Linked DNA regions of Mus musculus: all the other regions are linked to region 1. Evidence: chromatin loops called from intact Hi-C (ENCODE). Cell type or tissue: heart. All regions are shown on one strand. Region 1 has its middle 22 kb from the start of Prdm11. Region 2 overlaps Gm10804 (predicted gene 10804). Region 3 holds the start of Trp53i11 (transformation related protein 53 inducible protein 11).

Region 1 (8,000 bases):
GGGAACTTTTGGGGGCTCCAATAAAGGGTATGCCTCTCAACAAAATGGAAAAAATTGTGATCTCCATGCTGTGGGCAGCCCACAAACTGGGAGTGTACATAGATTCTTTCAATGTCTGAAGTTCTTCGGCTTTTATTTTTGGTAAAGGAAAAATCAGTGGTTCTTCACTGGGCTTTTGTCCTGAACCAGGCAGATATTCAAACATCAATGCAATGAGGACTTTGCCATTAATTCCATTTACCAGATGAGAAAACTGAGGTTCAGATGGGGGAAAAAAATCACACAAAGTCACACAGGGATGATGGGAATCGAATTCAGGTAAGAGCTTGAGCCATTTAACTCCTACGAATGCAGAAGGCTACAGTTTTTATTCTCCCCATCCATGGTTGGCACTCCGCTTGCCCTGTGATGGGGCCATGAGGAAGCTTCCAGGGCTGCATACAGAGACTGTGGATAGGGCTAGCAGACAGTGGGAATCCTGGCCTGTGATATGGTCTGGTCTATCCACAGCTCTGGGGGGAAACATTCATAAGTTGGGGGTGCCTGCTGATGTGGAGGGGAAGGGGACAGCAGAATGATTGTCCAAGGGATTGGACAGGCAGGGGAAAGAGCTGTGCAGCCAACGTCACATCACCGGCAGAGGGCCAGGTAAATGACAGAACAAAGTGTGCTGGCTGAGGCCGAAAATGAAAATTCGTTCCTGGCTGCCCCAAGCAAATCTTTTCAATTCCCAGCGGCCAGCTCAGGCAGAGGAATTAGTCACTGAGAGCGCGCTTCAGCACCGCGGACAGCGCCCGCCTCCTTCCCAATGCTCACAGCTCCTGACTCTACAGGCACCTCAACAAACACAAGGCACAAGGCAGAGCTGTGCTCCACTCCCCACCCCACCCCACCCCCGACTCAGCCTGTAGTTCAATGGGTCAGGGAACCTCACTGGAGTGTAAGAGTTGTTCTAGCCAGAATAGAATTTGACACATATTATCATACTCTGGGTGACACTGAGGTGACCACTGTGTGTCTTCTCCCCTCCCCCCCCCCCGACACCACAGAAGGAAGGGTGCAGATGCATCAAGGTCTTTTTTGTAAAGCTCTAATTAATGTTGGAGGCTAGAAAGCAAAAATTGACAAATAGCTTGTACTTGCTGCTTAGCAGACACCAGGCACTACAAGCTTGACCCAGGACAGGGGGATGGTAGCTACTCCTCTACTCCTTAGTCTGTTTCTTTACCTACCAGTTAATGGGGCCCATGGTCTGTCTGTGCTCCTGAATCCGTGAAGCGGAGGAGTAGCTGGGGACTGTGTCTTGAAGCTGGAGTCAGGATTCCTGACTAACCACTGCTAAGATGAGGAGGTGAGAGAGAGAGAGAGAGAGAGAGAGAGAGAGAGAGAGAGAGAGAGAGAGAGACAGAGACAGAGACAGAGAGACAGAGAGACAGAGACAGAGAGAGAGACAGAGACAGAGAGAGACAGAGACAGAGTCAGAGACACACAGAGAGACAGAGAGATAGAGAGACAGAGAGAAAGAGACAGACAGACAGAGACAGGCAGACAGACAGACAGAGCCCTGAGCCCATCTTGGTTCTGTAAAGTGAAAAGCAAGGAAGTTGGAAAGAAGAGAAGAACTGCGGTCTAAGGAACTTGGTACCCCATGGTAGGTGTAGGAGAGGTTTACAGGGAGGGTGTTAAGGACAGAGTGGCAAAGATGAGGCCAGGAGTCTTGAAAGGTGGTCCCTTGGGGGTATGGCATGAAGCTAGGGATTTTGATCTTGAATCTGCTGCTCTACAGAGGAGCCCTGAAGTGTGTGTTGAGTGATGCTTAGGGCTGTGTTGTGAGGTAGATGATTGGAAGTGACCACAGTGGGTCGTGAGCCCAGCAGAGGTCCAGTGAAGGAAGACCTGTGATAGGATGGTGTGATGGTGTGTAAGGGACGGCCATAGCACTCGAGAAGCTCATGTCCCAGGGTCAGGGTTCCTGCTTTGTCCTGGCCTCACAACAGAGTAAAAAGCCAGGCTCCGTGTGTGTGTGTGTGTGTGTGTGTGTGTGTGTTTGTGTGTGTGTGTATGTGTGTGTGTGCGTGCGTGCATGCTCTCCCACAGTGCTCAGACCCCTCTGCTCTTACTTTACATACGACTCCTACAAACAATTCCTGGCAGGCAGAGGCAGCAGCTGGACAGCAGTGCAGATTTGCTATTAGGAGCTGTGCAGAAAGGAGCGGACACATAGATCAGGACCTTCTTTAAAAGAGAAAACCCAATGAAATGGCCTCAGTTTTTAGAAGTATCAACGCAGCTTACAGAGTTACCGTACTTAATAGAGTCAGGGAATTTGTCATCTTCAAAAGTTATTTCTACCCAAAGTGCAAATGAAGAAGATGGGGTGGTGGTCCAGTTACTAAAGCGCTGGCCTCACGAGCACAAGGACCTGAGTTTGGGTCACCAGGGCTCATGTAATTAGCCAGACATGGTGGTGTGCACCTGTGCTCAGAGCAATGTTGACATGACAGGAGACATGCTGACCACTAAGAGCTTGTGAAGCAGTGAGCTTGGCCTTTGTCACAAAGCTCCAGGCCAATAAGAGACCCTATACCAGCTGATGGTCCTTGAGGTCCAGCTTGGCTGATGGGACCCAACATACCTACTCCATGGGAGGATGTTGGGGAGAACTTCCTGACAAGGAGGGGTGAAGACGGGCTACACAGCAGAGATTTACAACCCTTCAGACCCTGAAGGGTTTTCTGTGGGGCCTTCCTGAGCCATGGGCTGGGCTGTCGGCTGGGCTGAGAGTCACTCCGGTCTGGCTGGATGTGAGCCGCGGTCCCAGGGGTCTCTTCCTATCCTAGTTCTATACTAGTGGTGGTTGTAGCTGCAAGCTGACACAGCTGGGAGAATTGCCCAGCCCTTAATGCACTTTCCATGGGCTGACACAGGATAAAGCACAAGAGTTGGGGTCGGGGGGTCCATCCAGCTGCTCTTAGAAGCCCCACTGTCTGTCGAGCAGGCTTCCCTTCTGAGTCAGGCCACCATCTCCTCGCCCATTCCACTGGTTCATTGGATCTCATTTGTCTGTTCCATCCACATGAGGACACAGATGCATGCTGGGAGCCTCAGCTGATACCCAAAGTGCAAAGTGGGCTTTTCCCATAGGAAGCTGGTAGCTGACCCAGAGGAGAATCTAGGAAAGTCTGAGCTCAGACAGTCCGGGAAGGTTTCCTGGTGATGACTGAGCTCAGTGTGTCACTGGGGCTAACAGGAAGGTGACTCTAGAGAGTGTGGCAGGGTTAACTTGTAACACAAGTCTCTGTTCCCCAGCTCAGGATCCGTCAATGTCTGAGTTACACAATAGCCTGTGCATCTATCCTCATTTCTTACCTGGACAGATCTTGAGACAGGGTAACCAGCTATATCTGCTGGACCAGACCCAGAATGACAATCTGTTGCTATCTATCCCCTGCCTGTCACCCCCAAAAGCCCAGAAGCTGGGCCCAATGCAGACTCCAGGACCTACATTCCACACTTGGCCCTTTGACACCATCTGGTGGTTTGTCTGTAAAATGACAACTGGCCCATAAAGGGAGTTTGTGAATGAGGGACGCACAGAGGAAGAGAAAAAACAAAAACCTGTTGGGTTGATTCTGTGGATTGCTTTGTGCTGTGAGAGAGGTAAGGTGTCTTGGCCCAGGCCTTAGCAGACATAGGACTGTGTGGCCATCACCACCTCTGAGCTGAACAGTGGATAAATAAACTCAATCAAGCATCAGCTCTAGGAGAAGCTGGCAACAGTTATGTCCATATCAGCCATGTACAGACCTTTTGTCCTCAGTATGCACAGCACAGCACAGCACAGCACACTACAGCACAGCACAGCACAGCACACTACAGCACAGCACAGCACAGCACACTACAGCACAGCACAGCACAGCACTGCACACACAGCACAGCACAGCACAGCACAGCACAGCACAGCACAGCACAGCACTGCACTGCACAGCGCAGCGCAGCGCAGCGCATCACAGCACAGCACTGCACAGCACAGCACAGCACAGCACTGCACTGCACAGCACAGCACAGCACAGCACAGCACTGCACTGCACTGCACAGCACAGCACAGCACAGCACAGCACTGCACTGCACAGCACAGCACTGCACTGCACTGCACAGCACAGCACAGCACAGCACAGCACAGCACAGCACAGTGGGACAGTTATGTTCAAAGCACAGGGGTTTTGTTATTTTGTTTTGTTTAGGGGTGGTATGTGTGTGTGCATGTTTGAGAGATGCTCTCATGTAGCCTAGGCTGGCCTAGAACTTCCTGGGTATTACAGGAAGACAGTGAACTCCCCACCCTTACCTCTAGGTGTGTGCTATCATGCCCAGCCTGGTGTGTTGAGACAGAGTCTCAGTCTGTAGCCCAGGCCTTTCTGTAATGCACTGTGTCTCCCAGGCTTTGAATAGTCCACACTTCTACCTTAGCTTCATGAATTCAGACTTTCACATAGCCCAACTTGGCTTTGAACTTCTGATCCTCCTGTCGCCACCTCCCATGTGTTGAGTCTATAGCCATTTGATACGAAGTCAGCTTGGCATTTTGAGACAGAATTTCACTTGGTAGCTCAGGTTGACCCGGAGCTCATTATGTAGCCCAGGATGAACTTAAGCACTCCTCCTGCCTCCACATCCTGAGTCCCAGGGTCACAGGAGTGCCATGCTTCCAGCTCATATTAGTTATTACAAATAATCCATGAGGTCATTAAAAAAATCTACAAAAGGATTTTCTAGAAAACACTGAGCACGTGCAGACTTTAGCATCTCAGGGGGATTCCTACAGAGCCCTCCATCCTGTCACCTACTGAGGATTATACGCAACTCAGAAAAGTAACCCATGACCACGTGCTGTGGCAGGTTCCTATGACCATGTGCTGTGGCAGGTTTGGGAGCTGTGAGATCTGCAAAGAAGGGTTTTAGCTCAGAACCCGGTACAAAACCATGACAGAGGGAGGGCCATGGTTACCTTAAGGATGCCCAGCATGTTCAAATACAACCACAGAGTCTGTAAACTGGCTGGCTTTTATAGCAGAGGGACTGGGAGTCAGTGAGACCATGTCCCTCTTGTCCCTTCCAGAACCAAGAATTTTCCACCTGGGCCTGCCTTGCTCTCTGGGTCCCAGACTCAGCCAGATCCAAGGTAGCAGGGCACAAGAGCCATGCTAATGGAGGGCAGCATAGGAGAGAATGGGAGGGAAGAGGCAAACAGAGCTCGGTATAGGCTCAGGTTCCTCTGTGTGACCTGGGTCAAGTGCTTCTCACGTGTGTGTTGGTTACACAGGGCAAGATGTGTTCCTCCTGCCATTCAGGGTTTCCTTAGAGATAAGCAGGGTGTGAGATGAGGACCCTCCATCTGTCTTCTGACCTTTCAAGGAGACAGGGGCCTCTTCATTTTACAGGCAAGTAAACTGAGTCTTAGATATCACAGGCTAGCTCCAATCTACCTCCAGCCCAAGACCTCAGCCCAGAGAAAGAATAAACATAACCCAGAAAAGAAGGGACATTGATGAGAAGGGACCCTACAGCCAGACCAGAAACCTAGGGACACAGAGTAAGCAAGACAGCGGGTGTGGCCAAAGACACTCATGGGTCAGGGTTTTTGTTGCCACCTGAGGCCGACTCAGACCAGATTTTGGGTTGGGTCCTTGGGACAGTGCCACTCTCTAAGCAGCCCTCCTCCAGGGGACCCTCAGGCCTGGCTCCTCCCCTGTACTCTCATCCTTCATGGCCCCAAGTCCCATGTGCTGGTCTGTGCAGGTGCTACAGTGAAGCTCAAAGGGAGGCTTACAGTTGAGCAGTTATTTTCTGTCACCATGGGGACTAGAAGACAAGTCAAGGCAATGGTTTGATGACTGAACAGATCCACTACTTTGTTCTCTCATGGGGCCATCTTGCAATGTCCTCAGGAGCTATAATGGGAACAGCTCTCTGGTCACGTTTCAGATTAACAAACATCAATTTCAGACCTCTATTCTCACTATCTAACTCACCCTGGAAGGCCCCACCTCCTGACTCCATCACATCAGTGAGTAGGAGCCAATGTATTAGCCAGACTACAGCATCCCATGGCTTCCTGAGGCCACCCAGCCTACAACCACCTCAGGACCCAATTAGTGCAAACCTTGTTTTTCAGAGGAGAGATGCTTCTTTGAGGCCACCGAGCATCACTTATTGGGACACCAGGCCTCAGAGGTTGGGACTGTGGGTGCCTCTGACTCTACTATGTGTCTCTCTAGTTAGGACACCATCAGAGCTGGAGAAAACTGGCTCTCCTGATCCAGATTCCCTGAAGGACAGCCCTTCTAGACAAAGACATGGCCTAGCCTACTATCTAGGGGCCATGTTGAGAAATGTCAGGACAAAGCGCCCTTCTCTGGTATCCCTCTCCATGGGGCAGACAAACGGGGTGGAGTTGGGGGATCAGGAGCTCACAGCCTTCACCAGAAAGTCCTTTATTCTGGTATACACAGTCTCTGAACCCCCTCCAAAGTGCCTGGCATTAACCCCCCCACCCCCAGAGTTTAGGGTGAACTTGATAGAGGTCTCTCCCCGAGTCAAGTGTATATGGGATTATCCCCTTTCATAGGTCTTTCCACGCTCTCTTGAAGGTGTCCTGGAACTGGGTGGCCTCCTCTGGAACTGCACAAACTAGAAAAGTTACCTGTGCCCCATAGGCCTCAGGCTCACTTCAGTCCTGCTGACCTTGGCCCAAGGTTGGCTGTGTCCACAGACTTGTAGGACTCTGTCTCCCTCCATGTGCCACTTTCAGGCAGCCACCCACCTTGGAGACCCCCAACCAGCTAAGGGCTCTCACCTGGAGAGGCTCACCAGGGTCTCAGAAGCCATGGTGTGATGCCTAAATATCACCAAGGTGGTACTGCACACAGAGGAACATATCTGGAAAGGATGGACACACTAGCCCAGAAAATGGCAGAGTGGCAGATGCCAGGCCCTGGCTCAGAAGCTCCCAGGTTTGGGGGTGGCCATCACTACCTCATCTGCATGACCATGACCTCGAACAGTCTGCATGCTACTTTCTATGACAGAGGATAGTTTTAGCTGAGAGAGTCCATCTATCTCAGATGTAAAAGAAAACTTGCTACAGACAGAGATGCTCTTTAAAACCCCATGGGGCACACCAACAAGGTTTATGGGACAAAGGGGAGGCTGCAGTAGGTGTCTGCCTTTTAGAACATACCCACTTGCTGCTGATGGGTGGATAGGATGGGATGCTGAATCTGTTGGGCTTACCAGCTGGCTGTCCAACTCTGTTTAGTGTCAGTCCTCTATGATCTTAATAGAAGTCGTGGACTGTGTGCAAGTTCCCCTCCTGTGGAGGCTCCAGGTAGTTGCCGGTTCCTAATAGCTGCTCAGTAAACAAAAGCTAAGTTTGAGTTTGAATCTTGCTTGATGGGGGCAGATATGCAGCAGATTTTCAGCTGGGGTGGCTCTTTGAGTCATTAAAATGTTAGAATGTGTCAGGGTGCACCAGAATTCTGAGTGCTTCCCACTTCCCTGGTATATGTAGTATGCCTCCCCACTGTCTCTATATCCTGCAAGTGCTCCCCACCACTCCACGGCCTGTGAGTGCTCCCCATTGCTCTTAAATACTGAGTGTTCCTCATCACCCTATGAGTGTTCTCCATTGCATCTGTGCCCTGCAAGTGTTCCCCACTGCCCTGGTAACCCCCACCTCTTATGTGGGACCCTCTCACCTTCCACAATCCAGCACCTCGGGTACTGTGATCCGGAAGTGTAACCAGCACTGTTTGTGGGCACCAGGCTAGGATCTTTTCTTTCTGCTGCTCTCAGGAGCCTCTGGGATTCCATTTTCAACAGTCAATTCTTGAGCTCACACCCACTGCTCCATGAAAGGATGATGGAGGAGCCAGCGTGCGCCTCCTGCTCTTCTCCATTCACATTTTCTGCAAGTCCATGGCCCTCTCATTCAGACTTGG
Region 2 (8,000 bases), 400 kb before region 1:
GATAAATAGACTATGAAGTGCAAAGGCTTAAGGGCTGAAGAGAATTGGTTCAGAGACACAGTGGAGTTTATATTTGGCCTTGAAGAGATCATCACGCTGTGCAAATTTCAGATTCAGAAAAGCAAGCACCACTGATTTTCTCTCATATGTGAAATAAAGCTTTGAAAACAGGCTGAGCGTGGGGGTGCACACCTTTAATCCCAGCACTCGAGAGGCAGAGGCAGGCTGATCTCTGTGAGTTTGTGGCCCGCCGGGTCTATACAGCCAGTTCCAGGACAGCCAGGGCTCCATAATGAAATCCCACCTTAATTAAAACAACAACAAACAAACAAACAAAATCCACAAAACACAGGAGGCTATCTTGAAAGACAAAAGGAACCTGTGAGAGGAGGGACGAGGGCGGCAAATGACCCAAGAACGTCATAAGCACCTGCCGCTTGCGTTTCTTCATCGGCTTGATGAGAAACGTAATCTGGACAGGACTATGAGAGTGCTTCCAGAACGGCTTAACTGAGGAAGGAAGCCCCTCTCTGGCCGTGGATGGCACCAATCCCACAGACAGGTTCCCCAGGTATAGGGTACACAACAACCCCGAGAGAGCGCCTGACACCTGCGCCTCCATGCTGTGCCCTCAAACTGTGAGCCAAAGTGAAGTCTTCCTCAAGATGCCAGTGCCGGGGACTTCGTCACCACGATGAGGACAGTGGTGGTACTTCTTGTCTGAAAATGTTACGACAAAAGCATATTTTAAGCAGACAACATACGCCAATTAGAAGTGCCAACATTCCCCACACCCTTGCTGTTGGTCCTTGGGAGTGAGTACCCACTACCCACGAGAGGGTGATTCACAGCAGCGACTGGTCCCGACTGAGCCAAGTGCCTGCTCCGTGAGTTTGGTCAGTTCTCTCGCATGGCTGCTGAGCTCCAGCGCAGATGGGGATGATGGGCCAGAGGGTGGGTGCCTGGCCAGCATGGCAGGTGCTGTGGCTGACTAAAATGAGAACAGAAAGAGGGACTTGCTGGCAAGGGCGCCCATGAGGGAAACAGGCGGTGAGTAAACAGAGACATGTCTGGACATACCTACCCAAGAACAGCTGGAAGGAAGTAATAAAGCGTCATCTAGAAAAACAAAAGAAATAAGGATCTGGAAAAGCAATGGAAGAGCTCAAATCAATGCTACCAAACAAATAAACAAACAACAAAACCAAAACCCCAAAACAAAAACAAAATAACCCACCATACCTCCATCTTCTGAATGTCCGGTCCCACCCAGCAACTGAATCCTAGCCACCATCATTGCTATGACCTCAGTCATCTCTATCACCTTAATCACCACCATCCCCACCATCATACCATCCTAGTCATCTTATTCCCCACCATGACCACCACATCCACCACTACCACCTATCACCGTGATCTTCCACACCACCATCACCATCACTCCATCACTACCATCACCCATATCACCATCATCTCCATCACCACCAGCATCTCCACCATCCTAATCCTCTCAGTCATCATCACCTTCCCCACCACCATCACCATCATCTCTGTCACCACTGTCATCTCCTCCGCTGACATATTGCCCTCACCGCCATGATCATTATCACCTCCATCACCACCCTTGCCAGCATCATCCATCACCACCATCTTCCTCATCATCCCCATCACCACAATCATCACCTCTACCACTGCCATACCGATGTGCCATTGACATCCTCATCAGCATCATCTCCATCTATCACCTCCATCCTCATCATTTCCATCAACGCCATCACCAGCTGACACTATGCATCAATACCATCATCACATGGTGGCCCCTAGTCTCTCACAGACACACCACCATTCATTACCCATTGCCATATCACCGTGAACACAGCAGTCACCACCACCACCACTGTGTACTGTGCACCACCATTACCAGCATCACCATCAGCAACATCTCTGTCACCACCATCGCCAGCTGCCGCCCCCGCCCCCATGGTCCTCACTGTCTCTTCTTTTGAACCACACCCACCTTACAAAGCCTGAAGCCTGGCCACACCTCACTCATCTGTCTATAACACCATAGTGTTGAGTTTGTTCTTCCTGCTTGTGGTGGTTTGTATAAGCTTGGCCCAGGAAGAGTCACTACTAGGAGGTGTGGCCTTGTTGGAGTGGGTGTGGCCTTATTGGAGTGGGTGTGGCCATGTTGGAGTAGGTGTGGCCTTGTTGGAGTGGGTGTCTCACTGTGGGTGTGGGCTTTAAGACCCTCATCCTAGCTGCCCAGAAGCCAGTTTTCTCTTAGCTGCCTTTGGAAGATGTAGAACTCTCAGTTCCTCCTGCACTATGCCTGCCTGGATGCTGCCATGCTCCTGCCTTGATGATAATGGACTGAACCTCTGAACCTGTAAGCCAGCCCCAATTAGATGTTGTCCTTATAAGAGCAGCCTTGGTCGTGGTGTCTGTTCACAGCAGTAAAGCCCCACATATGACACTGCTTTACAAGAAGTCTGGAGCTCAAAGAAGAGGCTCCTTGAACAGAAATAGACCATTGCACATGGTGTGCACGACAGAGGTTTCGGTTCAGGCTTTCTGAGGGCTGGAGTCAGGCCTGCTGTGTTAGTCTGCTTCCTGTCTCTCCGACAAAACACCTGAGATGAATTTCTCCCTAAAGAGACGAATATCTATTTATTCAACAGTTTTGGGATTTCATGGCTTGCTGTTTAGTCCTGCACACTTCTCTCTGGGGACCCAGAAGTTGTCAGACACCAGCCACTGAGGGTACTGACTGGTTGACCAGACATGGCTGACAGCTCCTGGAGTCAAGATGACTGGACTTGAACACCGTCAGAGACTTGAACTTCTTTCCCCTTCTGTTTTCTCCTCTGCAGAGCAAGGACAGTCCTTAAATACAGATCTAACTAGCCATGGAGACTTAACTCTGTCATCTTAGCACGTGGATGACTGAGGCAGGAGACTAACAAGTTCTAGGCTCTCTAGAGAGCTGTGTGGATGCAGTAGTGCAGGCTTCCCCCGCCCCACAGACCCACTGCCCAGGCTGGGATCTAGAAGGGAATGCCAGGAAGAAACTGGGTCTTCGGGGGGCTTCCTAGGCCCTGCTGGCTGTGCCAGGCAGTGGTCATGCCACAGTTTACGCTTCCCTCCCGGGGCTCCTGACAGAGGATGGGCACAGTGACACCTGTCACATCTGCTCTGCACTGTTGTCTTGTGGTTGAGGATTCCCTCCTGGACCCCAGGCTTGAACCTACCTCTCCCACCCAGGTCCGCTCCTCCCCTCAATGACTCAAATGTGTCTGCAATTGTTCTTTAACTGCATTTTTCTTGCCATGATCACCCTCAGGCACAGGGCACTGTGCTGTGCACAGACCAGCACTGACCTGTGTGACCAAGGTCTGAGACAGGGAGAATGTCTGCAGTTGGAGCCTTAGGTGGGGTCCAAATTCTTTCTTCTGGTTCCCAGCCATAGGGAGTTAACATGAGACCTTAACTAGTTGAAGGAGGTGACAACACACACAGAAACACAAACTCTGTCTTTATCCCTGTATGTCTCCCTGTCTGTCTCTCACAAAAGACACACACACACACACACACACACACACCTGATGATAGAGATACAGGCCAGAAGATTCGCTGCACTGACAACTGTGGACACTAGGGGGAGGTAGATGACCTCGTTTTAGAGCAAGGAGCTGTTTCCCTCATATTTCCTGTAACTGGCAAGAGCTCAGGGGTGAGGAAACCAGCACTGGGGAGGAAACCAGCACAGAGGGGCCAGTGCAGAGGTAACATGGTAAGAAAGCAGCCTGGGTGAGAGCCATCCCACACCAGAACACTGCATGACACAGTATGAAGGGTAACCAGTATCTATGGATTCCTCTAGGAACTCATGTCCCATAGGAACCCTGCAGGTGACAGAAAGGAGAGACATGGGTGAAGTGAGTGTCAGAGGCTCAGAAGCTATGGCCATCTGGACCCTGGATGTTGCAACTGGAGTGGGCCAACTGCAGCCCCCTCTGTCTGGCTGTGGCCCAGGGCTGTCTGTCCAGCAGCAGCCTGGGTCTACCAAGAGGTTGCAGCTGTTACCCAGTCCCAGCTCACATCAAGAGAGTCCTTTTTTCTTTCTTTTCCTTTTTCTTTTTTCCCACCGCAGAAAACATAACAGTTGAATATTAATGTGAAATCTCCCAGTTTTTAAATGCTGGCAACAGACTCAAAACTTTCCCAACTCAAGTCTCAGGGAGGAAACGTCTATGTGGCCCCACCATAGGCTTTGGGGCTACCGACACCACAGATGTAGACCAGGCTGGCCTGCCTTCTCTGGAGCATGGGGATTAGCGAGTACCAGCTGGAGGCTGAGGGTATTTTGTTTGACCCTGGGTTTGGCTTGGGGAAAGCTCTCCTGCTGTGCGTACCCCACCCCCAGCTCAGGTGTTTGGGGGGAGCAGGGGCTGTCTTTCCTGCTTCTCCCTCTCCTACACCTTCTCATCCACCTCTGGGTGGACGGGGAGTGGACGTGAAATTGTTTAAGGGAGCTTCGTGCAGCTGCTTCCTCTGAACCGAAACTTCCCCTCCCGCGGGGAGGAAGGAGGCTGGGAAGATTCAGACTGCTAGGGAGGCGATCTAGGCTCCTGATGCTCCGCGGGGTGCAGGATTCCCAAGACCCCTTCCTCCCTGCAGTTATAAAGTATCTTTGCCAGGAAGAAGAGACTCCAGTAGAGTTGCCTGTGTGTTAGGAGCTCCAGGAGGCAGCCTTCCTGAGACTCCGCCCCTTCTGGGAAGGGCTTCTGTTGCTGCTACAGCTGCCTGAGAGTCACTCGTGCTCTCTGGAGTAACTCCTGGCTGGATCTGTTTCTTTGGTTTGGTATTGTGTGTGCCTGCGCTGAGGTGAACAGATGTTTGCTCACATGTGCCCACAAAAAGCCACACAGCACGGGGCTCCTCTGTGTCAGCTTTGCTACCCCAGCAGCCCTCACAGGGAACGTGAGGGCCGTGGGTAGTGGCTTCCAGCGTGCTCTACTGGGTTCAAACCTTGTACTGCTCACGCAGAAGACCCCGGTTCAATTCCCAGCACCCACCCACGCTAACAGCTCACAACAGTCTAAAACTGAAGTTGAAGGGATCAGACACCCTCTTCTGGCTTCCTTGGGAGCCCACACACTCAACGGTATTCATACACACGCGCATACATTAAATAAGAATCATAGAAACAGATCTTGTTCAGGCATGGTGACACGCATCTTTAATCCCAGCACTCTGTCCATGTAGTGAGGTCTGTCTCAAAATAAATAAATGGATAAATACGTTTTAAAAGAAATAGAATAACATTTAGAAGCTAGACGTAGGTGGATTTCTGTGAGGCCAGTCTGCTTAACATAGTGAGTTCCAGGACAGCCGGAGAGACACAATAGAGAGAGCCGGTTTCAAGACAAACAAATAAGCAAACAAAAAGAATAAATAAACTCACAGCTACTAAGGTGTAGGTTCATGAAGGTTTGGAGTGCCTAGACCCCACCTTGGGGTCCAGCTGATGCCTGCGAAGGAAAAAAAAAAGCAGTTTTGACAGGAAACTGTGAATGAAGACATTGATGGACTAGTGACCCAGGTGCAGAGATCACCAAATAATGAATATGCTTCATGAAATGTAGAGTGTAGCATCCCGTTATTAAATCTGGCATCATCGTCCCCAGAGAGACCAGGGAGACTTCATGAAGCAACTGATGGGAACAGGTGCACTGTCCCACAGCCAAACGCTAGGCGGAGCTCGGGGGTCCTGCAGAAGAGGGGGAAGAAGGGCTGGAGTAGCCGCAGGGATCAAGGACATCACACAAAAGGGCCCACAGAATCAACTGACCAGGACTCACGGGGCTCAAAGAGATCAGGGAACCTGCAGGGGTCTGAGCTAGGTCTTGTCCTAAGAGTGGGAACAGGGGCTCTCTCTGGCTCTTCTGCCTGCCTTTGGGGCTCATTTCCTCCTACTGGGTGGCCTTGCCCAGCCTCGATGTGAGAATATGTGCCTGTCTTACTTACTGTAGCTTGTTGTGCATGTCTGGTTGATGCTCTGGAGTGGTGTGCTCTTTTCTGAGCAAAGGTGAAAGGAGAAGAGACTAGGGGGAGGGGACGAAGGGGAAACTGTGGTCAGGATGTAATATATGTGAGAAGAAGAAATTAAAAGGAAAAAATGGTAATATAAAGCTGGGAGTCAGGTGCTCCTCTGATTGGCTCTGGCTCATCTGCTCGGCTCAGGCGATCTTCTGGTCGGCTCGGGCCACTGGCTTCCACCCTGGCACAGACAGAAGGCAGGGCTGCTAGGTTCTGTTAACTGGTCACGTTTATAACCACGGTTGCCACCGTCACTTTCCTGGAAAGGCTAATAGCCACACACCTCAGGCCAAGGTGGGTGCTTTCCCCAGACCTTCAGACGTAGCAAGGGGCAGTGAGTAAAATCAGGTCTGGGTGGTCTTTGGTTAAATCACTGCTACTAGAATGCACCCAGGCTCTCCAGTGGAAACAAGTTTGTTGTCCTGGCTGTAACCCAGCCAGGACTGGTTTCGAGGTCAGTACATTATGGTTCCACAGCCCAAGAAAGTAAAGGTCCCAAGCAGGCCCAAAAGACTGGAGGCGATACTGATGAGAACTCATGGGCTCAGACATGGGGCAGGCACCGAGGTGCAATGGAGGTGTGCTCTGAGCTCTGGGGCCAGCATCCTTTATGACAGTTAGGTGCGGCTAGCAACCCCTGGGGAAGCTCTCTCATCTAGAGTGGACCTCTGGGGGAAGGGTGTTTGTTCTGTGCTGGGTGCGCAGAATCAGGTCTCTGGATATGGCTAATTCAAAGCTCTTCTTGGGGTGCGGTTTCCGTAGCTAAGGCTGGTAGAAATCATCTGTGAGGTGCTACAGAGTTGGTCATGTTGTCATCTTGATATCAGGGAAATGCTTTTCTGCACCTCTGTCCCCACACGTGGGAAGCAGGCATCCTAAGAATGAGCATTATTAGGGCGATTGAAAAAAAAAATCTGTTCACGTTCACAATGCCGAGGAAACAGGGCTGGCCAAGGGGCAGGAAGGGTTTCCTCTGTCTAGAAAATTCTAAAAGACTGTTTGTTCTTGCTCTAAAACAATTTCATTTAGATTCCCAGTTCTCGTCAAAGGGAATTCCACCCCATGTCTCTGAGGACCCCCAGGAAGCCTGCAGCAGTTTCTCAAGGCAGCTACCCTAGAACTCGGCCTTCTCAGAGGAGGCGCCACCATTTTCTCCTTTGAGCACAGTGTTCCTGCCTGATCTCCACTATGGAATGAGAAGGAAGACACAACCTGACTTCCAAGGCTGGATCAAGACATCGCAGCTTTAACATCACCCTCCAAGTGTTCGGAAACCAGAAGGCTTGCTATGAGAAAGCCAAACTGCCTGGAGGCCTCAGGGACAGGAAGGGAGGCCTGTGCTCGGCACTGTGACTGTCCCATCCCTTCCTCTCCCTCTCCTTCCTCTCTCCCTTCCTTCTTTCCTCTCTTCCCCTTCCCACCTTTCTTGACGCTGACCCTGACCTCAAACTCTCTCTTCCACCTCCTGAGTTCTGTGACTACAGGGAAGTGTACTGCTGTGGTTTGAATGAGCATGGCCCCCATAGGCTCATAGATTTAAATGCTCAGTCAACAGGGGTGGCTCCATTTAAGAGGGATTAGGAGGTATGGCTTTGTTGGGGAAAGTGTGTCTCCCTGGAGTGACTGACCTTTGATGTTTCAAAAATCCAAGCCAGTCCCAGTGTCTCTCCTGCTGTCCACGGATCCAGATACAGAACTCTCAGCTCCTTCTCCAGCATCCTGTCTGCCTGTGTGTCTTCATACTCAGTGCCATTTTGATAATGGACTAAACTTCTGAAACTGAAAGCAAGTTCCAAGTAAATGCTTTCCTAAGAGCTGCCATGGCTGTGGTGTCTCTTCACAGCAGTAGAACACTGACCAAGACAACACACTGTGCATTTCCTGCCCTGCACTGTGCT
Region 3 (8,000 bases), 120 kb before region 1:
AGCTTAACACAATGTCTTCAGACTAGATGATCTGAAGCCATGCTTTCCCCTGGGCAGGGATCAGAGTCCAAGGCTGAGATCTCCCTCTTCATACTTAGTCTCTGGCTAAGTGATTAACAAGGCAAGTCACTCAAAACTCCAAGCTCACTCACATCCTCTACCCCTATATCCTATGCATGGTGTCGGAAGACAGGCCTGCCTCTCTGGGCCTCAAAGTTCCCCATCTGTTAAATGGGCATAATGACACTTCCCCCTGAAGAGAAGTCGTCTACAAACATCCAGAATAGTTTGTGTTTTTGTAGCCAGTGATCAACAAGGCTGCTGTTTAGACCGACAGACTCAAACACCTGGGCCCCAGTCCCCCCACCCCCTTTACTAAAGCAGTTTCGGAGCAGAACCCCTTCCAGGAATTCATGCCCACGCAAATAGAGTGTTCCAAAGAGGGTAGTATCAGGAGGAAGTGGGGTGAGGCAGAATCAAGGTGACTCTGGGTCATGACCAGCACACTGACCCAGGCAGGCATGAAGAAGCATGAGGGTCTTGGGAGACAGGGGATTTCCAGAGCACTTGGCCTGAGCGGCTGTCCTCCTGTCCCTGTCTACTGTGGCTGTGATAGGGACACAGAGAATGCTACTGGGGATGAGGCCTTCCCACCTGGATTCAGAACAAAATGGCACCCCGTGGCTGCCCCTCCTAACTGGGGGGGGGGGGCTGTAAGATGCTGGTTTACAGATCCTCTCTTAATATCACCTGTGAGATGTGGGGGTCCCCATCCTGTCTCACCAGTGCCTCCTGTCTCTTCCTCACCCCACTCCACAGGATCAGCGCAGTGCTGCGCCTCTGGCTCTTTGCACAGGCTATTCTGCAGGACCCAGAAAGCAGCACTGACCACTCCTTAAAAATGGCCTCAACACCCCAACACTCTCCATGTTCCCCTGACTCTGGCTTTCTTTCTGAGACGGGGTCTTCCTAAATAGTCCAAACTGGTCTGTAATTCAGACTCTTCCTGCCTCAGCCTTCTGGGTATTGAGAAAAAACGCCAAGGCACGGCATGTGGCCCAATCGACTTATGTATTATTTATTTATCTGATCTTGCTTAAGACACAGCACTATCTAGAGTCTTGACAGCTTCCACAGGTGTGCAGGGACCTGTGGGACCCGTGCTGGCCACTGCGACATCACTCTTCTGTGGCTCACTCACTGATACTTGGAGCAGTAAGTGAACACACAGAAAAGCCAAGAATAATTCGTGAAGACCCTGCCCCTAGCCGGCAGCCTCTGTCTCCAGCAGAGGGGGCTGTCACAAGTCCAGGCTGTGAGTTGAGGTGATAGGAGCGGCAGAGGTCCTGGACCCAGAAAAATCAAAGCCAGGAACAGCAAGTGAAGGCAGACATACCTGAGAGTCCAGAAGAAGAGAAGCTAAGGCAGAGGGCACCTAAGACACGAAGGCCAGAGGGGACTCTAGGAGAGCGCTCTGTCTGTACGAAGGTGACAACAGAAACCCGAAGTATATTCTGACTTTCCAAAGATCCTACAGGAAAATAGTATTTTTTTTAGCCTCGGACTGAGCCAGAGGCTGCCACTAAGGGGCGGGTGGTGTTCTTCCGGATTCTTCCAGGAGCCCACCAATCCCGCCGGCGGCAGGTGGCGGCCTTTCTCCAGGAGCCTCCAGACGGGAGACACAGCTGGGTGGGTGTCCCTGCAACCCAGGGACTTCTACACTCTCTCCAGGCCCCATCCAGAAAGTTTTTCTAAAAGAAACGAAACAGGAAGTCCGTGCTGGGGGACTTTGAGGAGGCCTTGGCCGTGTGCTTGTAAAGCTTTGGGTCAAAGTGGGAGTGGGTCCTGGGCCTATCCCTGCTCCTCCACCTCACAGGCAGGAGGAGAAGCCCGCTCCATCCAGGATGCAAGAAGGCGACGAAAGGGGAGCCGAAGCGAGCGGCTGGCCTCGCTGTGCCCCGAGGATGGTGCGCGTAATATTTTCTGCGCACTACACGGGACCCCAATCCATCCTGCGCCAGGCAATGGCGCTACACTTTACAGCTGTCTGCGCGGTTTGGGAGAGAGAGTCGCCCGGGTCCACCTGCAATACCCTCCTGACACCACCACCCCCGACTGGGGTCAGGCCCAAACACTTTTCTGCCCGCTCCTCTCCAGCAGGGACTCAGGAGTGTCGCCGGCTTTGCCCCTTCCCCCTCTGATCTATCTTCATCTCCGCGCCGAGGACACTCCCCCACTTTGTGAAGCGAGAGTCCGCGACTCCTCCAGTCCCCGGCACCCACACAAAAGGTCCGGCCAGACCACTGGACAGCGGGAACCCCTCCACCTTCTCCGCCCGCGTACCCGTGGGGGCGAGGACCCGGAAACTCGCAAGTTTACACCGCGCAATCCTCCCGCCGGGAAACAAAGGCGGGAGGAGGGGGGGCGGTGGCGAGAAAGGGGGAGGGGACCGAGAACCAAGCGCTGAAGACAGAGACCCCGGGATAAAAGAAACTGCTTTACTCTCCGCTCTCACTAGCTCCGAATCAAAGAGATAAAGCCCTGGAGGAGGCCGAGAGCGAAATAAACAGCCCCTGGGGAAGGAGGTGGCGGAGAAGAGAGCTGGGGGAGAAAGGGAAACCGAGTCAGTGCAAGGGGACAAACGAAAAGGACAGAGGACAGTGCCAGTAGGAGCTCAGCGGGGGTCTCGGGCGCCCGCCGCCCCGCAAGTGCCAAGCTGTCCTGGCGCCCGGCTGTCGTTCGCAGGGTGCTCGATGCCCCCAGCGGTCCCTAAGGCCCCCCGGCGTCCCCGGGCTGCGCTGCGCAGGCAGCGGCCAGCGCGGTGGCAACGGCGGTGAAGTGTGAGGCTAGCGGCTGCCGGCAGCAGACTTACGTTCCTGGCGCGCGGGGTGCTGCGCTCGCGGAGCTGGCGTGCCCTGCGGACGCTCCGGCCCGGGGAGTCTCACATCGCGGCGCCGCGCTAGGCAGGCAGGGCAGGGCAGGGCAGGGCAAGCTGGACTCCTGGCGCTGCTGGGCTCGCCCGAGTCTGGCGGCCCGCACTGGTCCCTCCTCTAGTGCCGCGCACAAGCCAATGGCGCGCCGTCCCCTCCCACGCGCTGGGCTGCCTCGCCCCCGAGGTGGCCGGGGCGGGCACAGAGGGGTTGGGGGGGAGACCCAGAGCTGAAACGGAGGGCCTACCGGGAGCCGCCTGCGGAGGGCGCACCCTCGCTTGGCTAGGGGGATCCCCGGACGGGGACAACCTGCCGCTGTGCCACCCAGGACTTTCTCGGAAGTTCTGAAGACAGCGCCCCTTTCTCCCGGACTGCAAACATACCCCTACGGGTTTATGAAACATCCATTCTCAGGCCTAGGCCGGTGTCTAGGGTGGAAGGAAGGCACCTGCTATGACTGTTAGGGTCCCCCACGGGTGAAACAACACGGTTAAAAGCAATTTACAATTCATCGTTTGCTAAACCACTTTCAAAAATAAAACCTTAGCGTTCCCAGCAGTCCAATAGGACTAGTCCCAGTTCACAAAACTTCGAGTCATTAATACATAGCCAAGGCCTTAAGATAATTGGTGAATGAGTGTTCTGTCACCCAGGTCACCCATCTCCCCAGTTTGGTGTGAATCCCAAATGACAAGAACTCTTACCCGCTGAGACTTCTACTGCAGTTGCTGTGCTATGTGCTGCGTGTGGCAAGGTTGGATCTTATCTGTGGCTTCAGAGTATTTGTTGGTGGAAGCAAACAGCTCATGCCAAGAGAGAGTCCCAGGTGAGTCTTGAGAAGTCTCTCAAACTAAAAAGACCAGCACCTACAACCTGTCCCATGCCTGGCTCTGGACTCCCTGAGAAACCCTTTATAGCAGTTGATTTTTGCCCAGGGCCCTGCTTCCTGCTGAAAGAAACCTCTGGATCTTGTCTTCTGGACTGATATAGTAAAGGCTTGAGGGAGGGTGGGGACTGAGAGAAGCAAGGTTGAAGGTAAAGAACTGGGGCAGAGATGGAGAGTAGCTGCCCCTCACTATAACTCAACTAGGTGTGCCTCTGGCTCCAGAGTTAAGTTTTGCTTTTCTGCTCCAGGCTACAGAACTAGAATACCTGGGTTCAAATCCTGGCTCTGTTGTTTAGCTTAGCCCTAGGCAAGCAAGTTTCCTAACCTCTCCAAGTCTTGCCTCCTTACCTACAAAGGGGTGTGACCTTATAGCAGGAAGTACCTTGTGGCTGTTGCTGAGATTCCAGTTACAGCTGCAGGCCATGTTAACCAAACCTGATCATGTGTGAGGTGCTAACATACCAGGTAGGCTCCATGGCCCTCCCAGTGGCTGGGGCTGGACAGGAGGGGCTGTGCCCTTTGCAAGGAAGTAAACAGAAGAGTGTCTGGTGCATAGCAAGTCAGCTCTCAGTGGCTGTTAGCCTCCTGATTACCAAGGCAACTAAACTCCCTTCCCACAGTGCCACCCGCTTTTGCTGAACACCTGGCTAGTGATGACCAGTAATGAATGAATCACTCAGCCGTCATGTCTGTAGCTCTGGATCAGGCCTGCCTGGAGGTGTGTGGAGTGAAGTGCACATCCAAGCCACCTGTCCCTGACCAGGAGCTTCATTGTGGCTTGCTTCAGAGTCTCACCTCAGGACAGTGATGGGATAATGGATTCTTTGTTGCACTATTGGCATGCAGGGCTCTGGGCTGTGTCACTGGAACAGTGTCATCCCTGAGCACCTCCCAGCTTAGAAACACCTCCCAGTGTTCTACCAGAAGCAGGACCTGAAGGCAGAATTCCAGAAGCAGTGCCTAATGGCAATGGCCCAAGGTTTCTCAAAGAAGAGGCTATGTTAGAAGTAATGATCTCACTTTCATTAGCAGCAAGCAAGTGGAACCAAACAGGGTCACCAGTGTTAGGACTTACACTTTCAGTGATGCTCGGTGTAGACAGAGCTATAAGCTCTGGGCATCTGTGTTCTGGAGATTCCATGCCTGTCTTATCAGGAAGTGAGAGCCCCATATGCTTTGCAAAGAAAGTGTCTTAGTTAGGGTTTAACTGCTGTGAACAGACACTATGATCAAGGCAACTCTTATAAGGACAACATTTAACTGGGACTGGCTTACAGGTTCAGTATCATCAAGGTGGGAAAATGGCAGCATCCAGGCAGGCATGATGCAGGAGGAGCTGAGAGTTCTACATCTTCATCTGAAGGCTGCTAGCAGAATACTGGCTTCCAGGCAGCTAGGGTGAGGGCCTTAAGCCACATCAACAGGAACACACCTATTCCAACAAGGTCACACCTCCTAATAGTGCCACTCCCTAGGCCAAGCATATACAAACCATCACAGAAGGTATAGCTATCCAGATGTGTGCTAGGTAAAGTGCTGAGTCCTGGGGCCTTGGAGTTGACAGAAAGGCATCCCTGACTCCCACCCTGTTGGGAGGACAGATATGTACCCATGATCTCTAACAGAAGGGAAACTGCTCACAATCAAGGCTGACAGGCTGGGAGACTGAAAGAACACAGAGCTCAGAGGATATCCACGACGGCAATGCCAAGTACAGAGCCCTCTGGTAAACCTCACCCCTCTCTCTGGCTTCTGCTTGCATGCTGATAGACACAGAGCGCTCACTACAGCTAATTGGAAAAAACAGTACTGAGGGACAAGAGACTATCCAACCATCTCCCCATCCACTCCCCTAGTGTGCCCACCTCTGTGCATACATTCTCCAAAACTCTGCATTTGTTTAAGATCATTCTTAAGGCCACCATTTAGTCCTTGTATTTCTTCAACCAATAAATGGAGACAGCATGGGGGCATGCATCCTTCCCAGAGGTGCCTGGCAGAGTAAGAGAAAATATGTGCTGAGTCCTTTGTTCAAACATGTTTCTAAGTTACCTCATCCTTTCATCGGCTGCAGGCGAGCTTACCTGGTCAGGCACATAGTAACATGAAGCAACACGCATAGTTAGCCGACGTGAACTGTGATGGTAAAGGCCTCTCCAAACCCCCTGTCCTAGTGACCCTCTGTTGCATCTGGGAAGGAAATGGACATGCAGTTATCACTGCTCCTTGGAGCTTTCGAGAAGCCAGTAAGGCGACTGCTTAAAAAGGTTTGCCAAGTGGAAACTCAGATTCCTATTGTTCCTGTAGAAGCTCGATTCCGAATGTGCTAAAATGTTCTACCGAAAGCCTTAGAAGTAGGGAGCAGCCAACCGGTGAGGGTTACTCCTACGAAGACCCTGCAGCTGCTAATCCATCTGTCCTGTCCTGGGCTCCCTCCGCAGGAAAGGCAACACCTCTGTGCCCTAGAGGTAGGGAGTATGTGCAAGTATGTGTGCTAACTGTGCCAGCGCTGTGTGCAAGTGGGTGTGAACGATGGGGGAGGGGCTCGCGACTCACTTCAGGACTATGGTCCCTGAGGGAGAGAATACGATTTCATGAGCAGGGCGTGGTGACACATGCATGCCTGTGATCCCAGCACTCCAGAAACAGAGGCAGGAGGATCAACAGTTCAAGGACATCCTCAGCTACAAAAGGAGTTCAAGACCAACCTGGGCTATATGCATGATATGAGACACCATCTCAAAACGAAACAAAAAAAAGGCAGATGCAGGCAGGAGAGGTGGCTTAGTGGGTCAAGAGCTTGCTGTACAGCCCTAATGAATTCAATCCCTGAATCCTATGTAAGGTGGGAGGAAAGAACTGACTTTACAACGTTATTCTCTGATGCCAGCATGGGTACCATGGCTTGGGTATCCTCATCATACACACATCAGTATAATAATAGCAGTGATGATAATTCAAAAGAAGGCGTGTGCAGTTAGAGCAGAGTTGGCGGGGTCGGGGGGGGGGGCGAGGGTAGAGGGCTCACAGGAGCAACTAGCACTGGGCATGATCTTTGGAGCAGGGCCCATGTAGAGAGGTCTCAGCGATGGCACCTCTCTGGACATGTTAGAGGAGGGCAGGACTGTCTTGAGTTCAGTCGTAGTTCAGCTTGGGAATATTGGACAGGCATGGGTTTAAATCCTGGCTGTGGGACCATGGGCCAGCAGTGCAACTTCTCTGAGCCTCTGATTCCTTCTATGTTATCATAGAGTGATCGACTGGGTGGACCTCTTCGGAGTCTCAAGAACTTTAGCTGTGACAGTGCAGTGTGTCATAAGCCGTTAGCTTGGAGCTACACAGAGAAAGTTCCTGCAGCTATGGCTGCCGGCTGCTGGGAGCAGGGTAAAGGTGCTTCTGAGACTGTAGAGGGTGGTTCTGAGGTGACAACTGACAAGCCAGGGTGAGTTACGGCTGCCTACCACATGGGTACCTCTGAAGCCCAAGCAGAAGAGAAAGTTGAGCTGGTTCCTTTCCTGGCTCCTCTGATTTCCACAGCCTCTTCTTTCTGAGTCTGCCTAGCCAAGACCTTTGAGGAAGCCGTAGGCTGAACTCAGCTTTGGGGGTCTGAAGGAGGAGAGGAAGATCAGGAATTCCCTGGCTGTCCCTCCCTCCCCACCTCCCTGTGCTGCCTGTTCCCCCTCCTTCTCCTCCAGTCTGTAAACTAGCCGTCCCTAACACACGCCCCCATGGCTGCCCTCCCCAGCTGACTCATCTCCACTGCAACACTTGGCCATGGATGCTGGGGGAACAAGAAATGTCACACAGCTCCTTACCTGGAGAAAGAAGCCTTGGGGGCGGTGTGTGTGTGTGTGTGTGTGTGTGTGTGTGTGTGTGTGCGTGCGCGCGCGCGCACACACACACACACACACACACACACACACACGATGACAGTGGAACTCAGGCCTCTCAGAGAAAGAATGGTGGGCAGCTTGGGAAACCAACCCATGATAGCAGTGACAGGAAGGCTGAGGAGCTGACAGGACCAGCCCAGCATATCCTTCCTGGACCAAGTGAGGTACAAGGCCCTGGTCCTCTTTATCTTAGTGGCCTTTGACAAGTCCCTTAGCCTCTTGGAGTCTTTCTGTCAAACAGAAAGAGTGACCGTGGTGATGTCCAGGGTCCTGAGGGACTGAGGAAACTGC

The links. Hi-C counts contacts between places; a loop is a spot of excess contacts. Peaks named below come from ENCODE experiments on the same cell type or tissue, not always from the same donor. Only the 100,000 strongest peaks of a DNase experiment are listed, where the experiment ranks them.
Region 2: it touches region 1 in a loop (6-fold over the local background); 13 of 42 quality-filtered maps call a loop at or near these places.
Region 3: a loop joins it to region 1, with 5 times the contacts of the local background. A loop is called at or near these places in 31 of 42 quality-filtered maps.

Annotation. Positions count from the first base shown.
Region 1 is chr2:93,064,635-93,072,634 of GRCm38, reverse strand. No RefSeq gene overlaps it. Among named protein-coding and RNA genes, the nearest start is that of Prdm11, 22 kb to the right of the region's middle. In heart, a CTCF peak has its summit at 3,537 (motif pointing left); a DNase peak (open chromatin) is centred at 784; H3K27me3 peaks cover 2,798 bases.
Region 2 is chr2:93,467,093-93,475,092 of GRCm38, reverse strand. Gm10804 (predicted gene 10804) reads right to left here. Exons shown (of 5, transcript NR_040532.1): 4 at 7,731-7,881; 5 at 5,219-6,977. Among named protein-coding and RNA genes, the nearest start is that of Cd82, 8.6 kb to the right of the region's middle. In heart, CTCF peaks have their summits at 3,664 (motif pointing right) and 5,743; DNase peaks (open chromatin) are centred at 3,732 and 4,772; H3K4me3 peaks cover 908 bases; H3K27ac peaks cover 745 bases; H3K27me3 peaks cover 510 bases.
Region 3 is chr2:93,182,620-93,190,619 of GRCm38, reverse strand. It overlaps Trp53i11 (transformation related protein 53 inducible protein 11), which reads right to left and starts at 3,072. Exons shown (of 8, transcript NM_001025246.2): 1 at 2,873-3,072. Gm32683 (a long non-coding RNA gene) reads right to left here. Exons shown (of 3, transcript XR_374797.3): 2 at 5,901-6,006; 3 at 5,706-5,809. In heart, CTCF peaks have their summits at 1,389, 1,589 and 3,180 (motif pointing right); DNase peaks (open chromatin) are centred at 1,659, 2,379 and 3,089; H3K4me3 peaks cover 2,399 bases; H3K27ac peaks cover 1,631 bases; H3K27me3 peaks cover 3,488 bases.